Linked DNA regions of Homo sapiens: region 1 is linked to region 2. Evidence: chromatin contacts called from ENCODE Hi-C or POLR2A ChIA-PET data. All regions are on one chromosome and are shown on one strand. Each heading gives the region's core, a stretch centred on a gene start or an enhancer-like site at or near the end of the contact. The rest is flanking DNA. Distances are from core to core; before and after follow the strand shown. Region 1 has its middle 28 kb from the start of LINC00910. Region 2 holds the start of PSMB3 (proteasome 20S subunit beta 3).

Region 1 (3,475 bases), core at 976-3,475, 4.6 Mb before region 2:
GTCAGGATTTGGAGACCAGCCTGGCCAACATGGTGAAACCGTGTCTCTTCTAAAAAAAAAAAATAAATAAAATACAATAATACAAAAATTAGCCGGGCATGGTGGCGCGCTCCTGTAATCCCAGCTACTTGGGAGGCTGAAGCAGGAGAACCACTTGAACCTGGCAAGCGGACTTTGTGGTGAGCCGAGATCGCTCCATTGCACTCCAGCCTGGGCAACAAGAGCCAAACTCTTTTCGTGTTTATATCCTCTTTCTTTAACTCTTACAGGGGCCCCTTTCCCAAGGCTCCGCCCAGCCCTGCAACCAGTCAGAGCATGTGCTCCCCTGAGGGCTGCACCCTGGCCTCCTCGAAAACTTGCCCTTGCCGGACCAGACAGTTGAGAAATGGCTAGAGGGACGAGACCTGAGTACCTGTCTCCATGTGTGCAGCTATACAAAATATGTAATTGCCGGGCGCGGTGGCTCAAGCCTGTAATCCCAGCACTTTGGGAGGCCCAGGCGGGGGATCATGAGGTCAGGAGATCGAGACCATCCTGACTAACACGGTGAAACCCCGTCTCTACTAAAAAATACAAAAAATTAGCTGGGCGTAGTGGGGGCGCCTGTAGTCCCAGCTCCTCGGGAGGCTGAGGCAGGAGAATGGCGTGAACCCGGGAGGCGGAGCTTGCAGTGAGCCGAGATCGCGCCACCGCACTCCAGCCTGGGCGGCAGAGCGAGACTCCCTCTCAAAAAAAAGAAAAAAAAAATGTAATTAGACGTCTGTAACACATGTAATAAAGCAAGTACAGCAAGATGACTTTAGGTGATGGGCATACGGGTGTTCACCAAACAATTCTTTCAACGTATGTGTGAAAAAAAGTTTAAAGTAATGTTGGATGCCAGCTAGGTCAGGACGAGATGGGGAGGGGGAGGGGGAAGGGAGGGGGAGGGGATGCGGAGGGGAAGGGAGGCGGAGGGAGAGGGGAGGGGAAGGGGAGGGGGAGGAGGAGGAAAGAAGAGCCTCCTAGAGCTCTTCGTGTCTTTTCCGTTGTGGGTTTTTCCTCCTGAAGGGCAATGAAGCCGAAGGAGCTTTCCCAAGATTCCAGTGATTTACAGGCGCTTTTCTGTTCAGTGGTTGGCAGGCAGGGCACGGCGGGGCATGCAAATTTAAAATGGCTGCTTCTCTCGGGAGTTATGGGAGCAAAAAAGGAAAGTGAATATCCTCCAAAATAGTAACAATATTACTTACGCAGGTGTTCAGATTTGGATAAAGATACACAATCTCAACGTAGGAGAGAGAGTTATTCAGGGTGCTATCTGTCACCCTGAGGTTAGGATGTGTGGGAGAAGGAGTACAGTGGCCGATCGTTAACATTTTCGTTTTGAAAACGGTGTTGATACAGTGGAAGGCTTGTGGTGTTGCTGGCCCTTGATCGCTGGAAGGATTCCGAGGTGTAGTTTTCGAAGCGGGAGTTTTGTTCGCATTGGGCGCTTAGCGTCTGTTACTGTCGCTAACGGGAGATTGTCAACGTGTTTGCATTGGGCCATTTGCATCAGTTGGGACCGTTGTTACTGACCTCCTAGGTTGTGTGTTGCGTTTACACGCTTAAATCCGGGTTTCACGGTCTCTTAGTACTCGCGTATTTAAGCTCATCGCGCGTACCTTACTTCTACGCGTTCACGTCGGTTCGTCCGGGCCTATCAGCGCCGCTGCTTTTAAATTGGCCGTGTGCGCTTTACGTTTGCACCTTTACGTCGGATCACTGGGGTCCATCAGCGCCGTAGTTTTTGAGCTGGCCGGGCGTGCTTTCGAGCGCTTAGTTGCTTTCGGTTTCACTTGGTTGCGGCGTGACGATCATTGAGTTAAAGGTTACTGCACTCACTTCAGTCGCCATCGGTCTCCGTAATCTGACTGCCCTTTGCTATTACTTGCTTCACTCACATACGATATGCGGACGGTCCTATTTAAGTTGAGCGCCCATACTTCACTATCCCAAGTGGGACTGCTTTTTCATTTACGTGTCTCTATCCGAGGCAGTATAAACATCTTTCCATTCAAGTTTACCGCATGTGTTTCACTATCGAGAGTCGGACTGCTTTTGGATTTACGTGGCTTTGTGGGATGCGGTATGAAGATCGTTGCATTCAAGTTTACCGCCTCTACTTCACTGCAGAATCTGACTGCCGTCAGATCTGTATGACAGATTGTTGCATTCGTTTTCTGCGGGTACGTCACTATCCAGTCTACTTTTTCCATTGACGTGGCTGAGTCATATGTAGTATGACTGTCAGAGACGTTGGAACCTGAAGCGACCCCATTTTGAGTGAGGGCTAGAAAAATGAGGCCGGGACTTACGGGCCTGCATTCTCAGAAGGATATTCCTAGCTTTCAGATACTTACGGTTAAGGGAACAAATTAATGTTTACTGAAGAGACCCGAGTGTCCAGATAGCTGGATATCTGGAGAACAAAGGCGTTCCTAATTTTGCTTTAAAGGTAGTAATAGGGATTCTTGCAAAATGTAATAATTAAAGTTAATTATCACAAACCCTTGTAACAGAACACCTCTCCCCATGTGTACAAGCATTGTACCTAGGGTGGATACGTTCCTTCTCTTAGTTTCAGGAACGCCCTTCTCTGTCTGTGGAGTAGCTGTTCTTTCACCACTTTACTTTCTTAATAAACTTGCTTTTATTTTGCACCGCGGACTTGCCCTGAGTTATTTCTTGCGCGAGACCCAAGAACCCTCTCTTTGGGTCTGGATCGGGGCCCTTTTCCTGTGACGTATTTCTGGCCACCACAGATGGGACTATAGTGCTTTGGGGAAGTGTTGGGGTCCTATAACATATTTCTGGCGAATGATGGAAGGGACGATACTGAAGAAACTCCCCCAACCCAAAGGAAGTAGACTGCAGCACTGCAGTAGTCAGTAGACTGACTTTGGGTAAGTGGTGGAGTGCCCGGGTAAAGAATGGGATTGGGTTAGAGGCCCAACTTAATGGAGTTAGAGTCTTTCCTAAAAGAGAGTGGGTTAGAGGCCCCTCTTAATAAAAGGCAAGGACACTTGACCGACCTCGGGTTAGAGGCCCGACCGAGGAGGGTTAGAGGCCCCTCCCAGTAAAGCCCCTCTCGGCTAAAAAACAGGTTTGACACCGCAGGCTATGCTCTTTGTATTAGTCTGCCTCGTCCTCCTTGTCTTGGTTGCTGTCTCCGTTTCAGTGTCATTTTCAGGAGACTTCATTTAACTGGTCTTAGGGATTTTAACTGATTCTTCTCCTATGTCCCTCCCGATTTCTGTCCGTTTGCTTGTGAAACACTGGGAACCAAAAGCATTGGAGGATCCGGCTCTAAAATTGCTGATTGAGATTTGATATTTAACAGCTATGAGCAGTAAGATTCGATAGATGTGGTTGTGTTTTGTTGCTGCTGTGCTGAGTGTGATTGAGAAGCACTAGGATGGAAATCAGGGGACTTTTCTCCTTGCTGTTTTGTTTG
Region 2 (5,151 bases), core at 660-3,159:
AGGGAAGGCTCACGGGAGACTTCACTGACAGGAACCCCAGGATGTCATTCTCTGACTCTACCAGACAGGAAAAAAGGGCAGGCTGGGTGAGATCTCAGTAAGTGTTATGTTCTTGAGACTCAGGGAGTTTTAAGAGAAATGAGAACATTTTCTTTTATTCTTTCTTTTTTTATTTTGTTTGAGACAGAGTCTCGCTCTGTTGCCCAGGCTAGAGTGCAGTGGCACAATTTCAGCTCACTGCAACGTCCGTCTGTCAGGTTCAAGCAATTCTCCAGCCTCAGCCTCCCGAGTAGCTGGGATTACAGGTGCCCACCACCCAGCCTGGCTAATTTTTGTATTTTTAGTAGAGACAGCGTTTCACCATGTTGGCCAGGCTGGTCTGGAACTCCTGATCTCAAGATATCCGCCCACCTCAGCCTCCCAAAGTGTTGGGATTACAGGTGTGAGCCACCGCGCCCAGCCGAAATGAGAACATTTTCTGACAGGCATCCACCCACGCTTGTGAGCTAGTCTCTCCACCTTCTAGGAAACAAATCCAGGACCTGCTGCTCCTCAGGCACCAGTACCCTGCAGGACCTGCCCCCTGTGACCACGTATTCCCTCCTGAAAACCTATCACCGTTCTTTTCCTCTCTTATTCTTCTCTGGCTTCTCTTCGCCCCTCACTGCTAAATGTAACGTTCAGCTCTCAAACTGCCGCTCATTATTTCCCTCCCTACAGACTTTGTCTCTCCAGAATCTGCTCCCATAGATTTGGCACATTGCCAATGCTTCCCCAACCCTGAGATGTAATAACAAAACCCCAACTGCTTGCAAGATGTTTCTATTGGGCTTGTCTTGTCTGCTCAAAATTGTTGTCAAAATCAAAGTCAGGCCAGGTGTGGTGGCTCATGCCTGTAATCCCAGCACTTTGGGAGGCTGAGGCAGGTGGATCACTTGAGGTCAGGAGTTCGAAACTAGCCTGGCCAACATGGTGAAACCCTGTCTCTACTAAAAATACAAAAATTAGCCAGGCATGGTGGTGCGCGCCTGTAGTCCCAGCTACTTAGGAGGCTGAGGCACGAGAATCGCTTGAGCCTGGGAGGTGGAGGTTGCAGTGAGCTGAGATCATGCCACTGAGCTCCAGCCTGGGTGACAGAGCAAGTCCCTGTCTAAAAAAAAAAAAAAGAAAGGGAAGGACATGTTTTTTGGAGGCGGCAAAGTCTCAAACTCACTGGTGGTGTGTGGTAGATGACTGACACCTTGGCCGGTCAAGACGCCGGGGTTGGATGGTCCAAGAAGAGGCCTGGGTGTGGGCGGGGACCCTTGAAACTTACACTGTCTGGACGTCAGTGGCGAGCCCGGCCAGACCGATGTACAGCCGGTCACCCATGGGAAAGATCTTCTGGAAGTCCGTGGTCACCATCTGGGCCTGGATCCCGAAGCGCCTGTCTGCAGCGATGGCCACACAGTTCTTCCCCTTCATGGCCATGACGGCCCCTCCGTTATAGGACATAATAGACTAGGACAGACAGAGCGGAGGGGTCAGCGCGGGGGGTCAAACGCTGCCACAGCCCCCGGCCCAGCTCCTGATGCGGAGGCTCCTGTACGCCCGTTCTCCATTCCGGAGGCGTCTGAACCCCTGGTTCTCCAGCTGGGATGAGCACTGTGTGGCGGCAATGAGCCGCACTCACCCTCTTGGTCCTCACCGGGGCCCGCTCCCCTCGAACTGAAACCGCTTCCTTCCATCGACCCTAGGCCCTTTTCGTCCCCAAGCCTCTCCTGACCCCCTCCGCTTCTCAATCCTTCCCCATGCCCCTTTGCTTTAACTCCCCATCTCACCATGATTGCGGTGTACTAGGATCCCTCGATCGCCAGAGCAATTCCAGTAAACCGGGTCTAGCCTTCACTGCGCAACCGCTCTCACTGCTGTCTCTTCATTGGCTGATAGGCGGACTCTTCCTGGACATCTGGGCTTTCTATTGGTCACACGTCCCTGTCGGTCACCAGTACAGGTAGTTTGGTTGCAAAGTCAAAACGGAGGCGGGAAAAGCGGAAGTGAAAAGTCACTGTGGCTGCGGAAGAGACTTGCGACACGGTGCATAGTGGGATCTCGGCGGACCTGGACTCGGGACCTCAGGGACTGGGGGCGGAGCCTGCGCGCACGTGGGCTGGTGAAACTGGGTTTAGGAAGCTGCGGCCCCAGCTGAAGGGGCACCGTGACGCTTATCAACGTGATGTATGAGTTCGTCGTATTAGTCGTGCTAGCTTATTTATTCACTCCAGAAATCCTGCGTTTACTGTGTACCAGGCACTTGCCTAGGCTCGGAATATTCACTGGCCCACAACAGTGCCTAGTATATAGGAGGCGCCCATTAAATGGAAATTTAATGATGCAGGTGGGAAGGGGAAGGCGTCGCGTGTAGGCGTCGCGGGTATTTTGCGGCTGCAGGGGTTCAGCTGTGAAAGGGAGTTTGGAAGCCGAAGCTTGTTCTGATTTGGGGGACTTCCTGCGGCCCGACTTCACGTATCCTCAATCTCAGGTCACCCTAAAAAGGGACGTTCCGCGCCTCTCCACGTTTGAGGTAGAACCTGAGGATAGCCAGAGTCGACCTCTCGCCGTTCCAATGGAGGAAGGGCGTGCACGTCCCGCGTCCTCTCCTCCCAAGCTCTTTCGCCTCCCTCCCCCATCAGGATCCTTCCCTTTCTCCCCCGGGTTCCACTTATTTCGCCCGATGGCGGCATCTCTTACGGCGTCTGCGCCGTCCAGGCTCGCTCCCATTGACTCGGCTCACTACTACGCCGGTAGTCGACTCGGTCTCTGTGGCGCAATCGGTTAGCGCGTTCGGCTGTTAACCGAAAGGTTGGTGGTTCGAGCCCACCCAGGGACGCTATGACCTTTTTTTTTTTTTTTTTTGTCTTTTGGGTTTTTTTTTTCTCCCCGGAAGATAAAAACCTAAGCCTTTTACTCAAAAGCCAAATTTTGCATTGAAATGGCAGCAGCAATACTTTTTCTAGGAGAATCACTGTTCTTGAAAATTCTTTGCTGCTCAGTCAATAATGGGATAATTTCTCCAGCACTTCCCTCCACACCCCCCCAACCCGCCTCCAAGCTAGATCGCAGGAAACCTAAAGACACAGGTTTTTGTCTCACTGTGCATGCAACACGTTTCAGGATGCATTTTTTCATAGGATTAAGAATGAATTTACAGTGGAGGTTCGACAGTTTTCTATTGTCTGCCTCAATCGATATTACAGTCTCCAAATACTACATTTGGAAGGGAAGAGAATGAGAGAGACACAGAGAGAGAAACAAGTATGAAGAGAAACAAAGGTGAGAAAGGGAGAACATTGTTGTGATACAGGGAAAGAAGGGACGTGACAGAACTAGGCAGGGTGGGTAGGGGAAGACCTCAAGACAATGGAGAGTGGGAAAATAGACGCATTTAATATTAGAAGCATCAGAAAAAAAGGAAAACAACACATTTTTTCCCCCTAGAACTACACAGGGAGGTGGGGGAGGAAGATGGGGAAATAGAAGGAGAAACTGACTAAGGACCTTGTTTGGGGGAGATAAAAGGTATAAAGGACACAGAGGTAAAGACGTTCCGGAAAGCTCTAGAGGAGCCGCCCTCTCCTGTCTCGTCACCATTTTTAAAGGGATCTGATCCTCGCAATAGCTCTTGGTATATGCTGGAGGTAATTGCCTAGATTTCCCGCGTTCCTGTCCTCTGCGAGTCTCTGGCTTGTGACAGCCACTGTGACTCTTCTGATGCACTTGTCAGCTAGAGGACCGCGTGAGATGCAAACACAAAATCAAGGGGCGCCTAATGTCTGACGAGGCGCATTCCTGGGCGCAGTGGGAGCCTCGACCTTTGTGGAGGAGAATGTGCAAAGCACTCTTGAGCAGTTCTCATAGACACTTGGTCTCTGCAGATTCGGCTCAAAGGAGGCCTCTTCTGGAAGCCCACCCCAGTACTCACCCACCCTTAGCGGGAGCTCACACCAGAAGCGATGGGCGCTAAAGGGACAGGCTGTGTGTCCTTCAGGGTTTGCACCCACCGGCCTGTGAGCGCCCTGCGCAAAAGCCAGGCTCCTGTGCCTTGAGTTCCCAGTTCCTAGCGCAGTATTTGACACTGGCACATGACAGGTGCTTTCTATGTCGGCTAGTAGTAGAACAAAAGACTAGGAAACTCTTTCGATGTGGGAAGAGTTGGGTCAGAAGGTTCTCCTGAGAAACCAGAAAGGCCAGGAATGTGGAGACTAGTCATCCAGGACGCAAAAGATGAAAATGGAGTTTTAGTGGGTAATAGGGTCTTAGCACACTCCTCTCTAGCGGTTCTCTCCTGTCTGGCGCTTAACAACCGAAGAATAAGTGGATGGACCCCGGTGGCCCCTCGGGCAGCCCTCCAGGATTCATGGGCCGCAGAGGAACGTCAACCCCCTTCCCACTGGCTGATAATGCCCCGAGGGGCAGCCCCCCAGGTGCCCATGTGGTTGGTGGGTGGGATCCAGATCTCCGCAGAGCCCCTGTTACAGGTTTCTCTTGTTCGGGGTCTTGTAGCCAGAGAGGGGCGGCTGACTGGGAGTCCTTCCCGCGTTCCCCTCCCTGCAGAGCGAGTGGATGCGCGTCTTCCCCGGCAGAGTGCAGGATGCCGGCGACACATTTGCCTGGGAACAGTGGGAGGGTCCCCTTTCCTCCGGGGCCGGTGAACTACTCGCCTCTCCGCCTGCAGGCTCCGGAGCAGGTGACCGGATCTTCCCTTGGCCCTTCTCCCGCCGGTTCTCGGACCACTCCCTCTGGAAGGAAGTCTCTCCGCCCTTCCTCTTCCTCCCCGCCCCCGTCCCGCTGGTGTGGCTGCAGGCTCGAGCTGGGGTCACTCGGCGGCCAGTGTGCGCAGGTCTCCTGGTCGCCGGCCAGAGGGCGAAAGCATTCACCCGAGGCCCCCAGCTTCGCGGCTGCCTTGGCTGCGAGCAACGAGGGAAGAGGAGGCAGGCGCTCCAAAACTGGGCGAAGATTCCTATCCTAATTTCTAACTCGAGCCTCCCACCGTCAGTGCGCTTAATGGCGCTGCTGGCCGGATGGATAATCGAGCTCTCTGGAGGGACAGACGCGGCCGCCATCCCTAATAAATCGTGAATAACGAATGAGGGAATCGACCATCCTCATGAG

Evidence for each region. Hi-C counts contacts between places; a loop is a spot of excess contacts on that map. ChIA-PET counts read pairs that join two places held with the same protein, here RNA polymerase II (POLR2A). Pooled maps may share reads with other maps.
Region 1: a pooled map shows a loop between it and region 2 (10-fold over the local background). The contact joins the enhancer-like site here to the promoter of PSMB3 in region 2. A Hi-C loop is called at or near these places in 1 of 168 maps with a recorded cell type or tissue (naive thymus-derived CD4-positive, alpha-beta T cell) and 5 of 50 pooled maps. POLR2A ChIA-PET finds 5 or more read pairs at or near these places in 1 of 52 experiments (naive thymus-derived CD8-positive, alpha-beta T cell).

Annotation. Positions count from the first base shown.
Region 1 is chr17:43,359,246-43,362,720 of GRCh38, reverse strand. No RefSeq gene overlaps it. Among named protein-coding and RNA genes, the nearest start is that of LINC00910, 28 kb to the left of the region's middle. RefSeq lists silencers at 898-997, 1,448-1,507 and enhancers at 1,758-1,937, 1,983-2,678. Within about 2 kb of position 2,225, at least 38 of the 41 ENCODE cell types and tissues checked have a DNase peak (open chromatin) inside an H3K27ac peak, as active enhancers do.
Region 2 is chr17:38,749,499-38,754,649 of GRCh38, reverse strand. It overlaps PSMB3 (proteasome 20S subunit beta 3), which reads right to left and starts at 1,909. Exons shown (of 6, transcript NM_002795.4): 1 at 1,821-1,909; 2 at 1,316-1,500. The coding sequence starts at 1,823. It overlaps TRN-GTT2-5 (tRNA-Asn (anticodon GTT) 2-5), which reads left to right and starts at 2,796; the gene lies at 2,796-2,869. It overlaps LOC100287808 (a long non-coding RNA gene), which reads right to left. Exons shown (of 1, transcript NR_149004.1): 1 at 2,898-5,151. It also overlaps a transcript of PCGF2 not described here.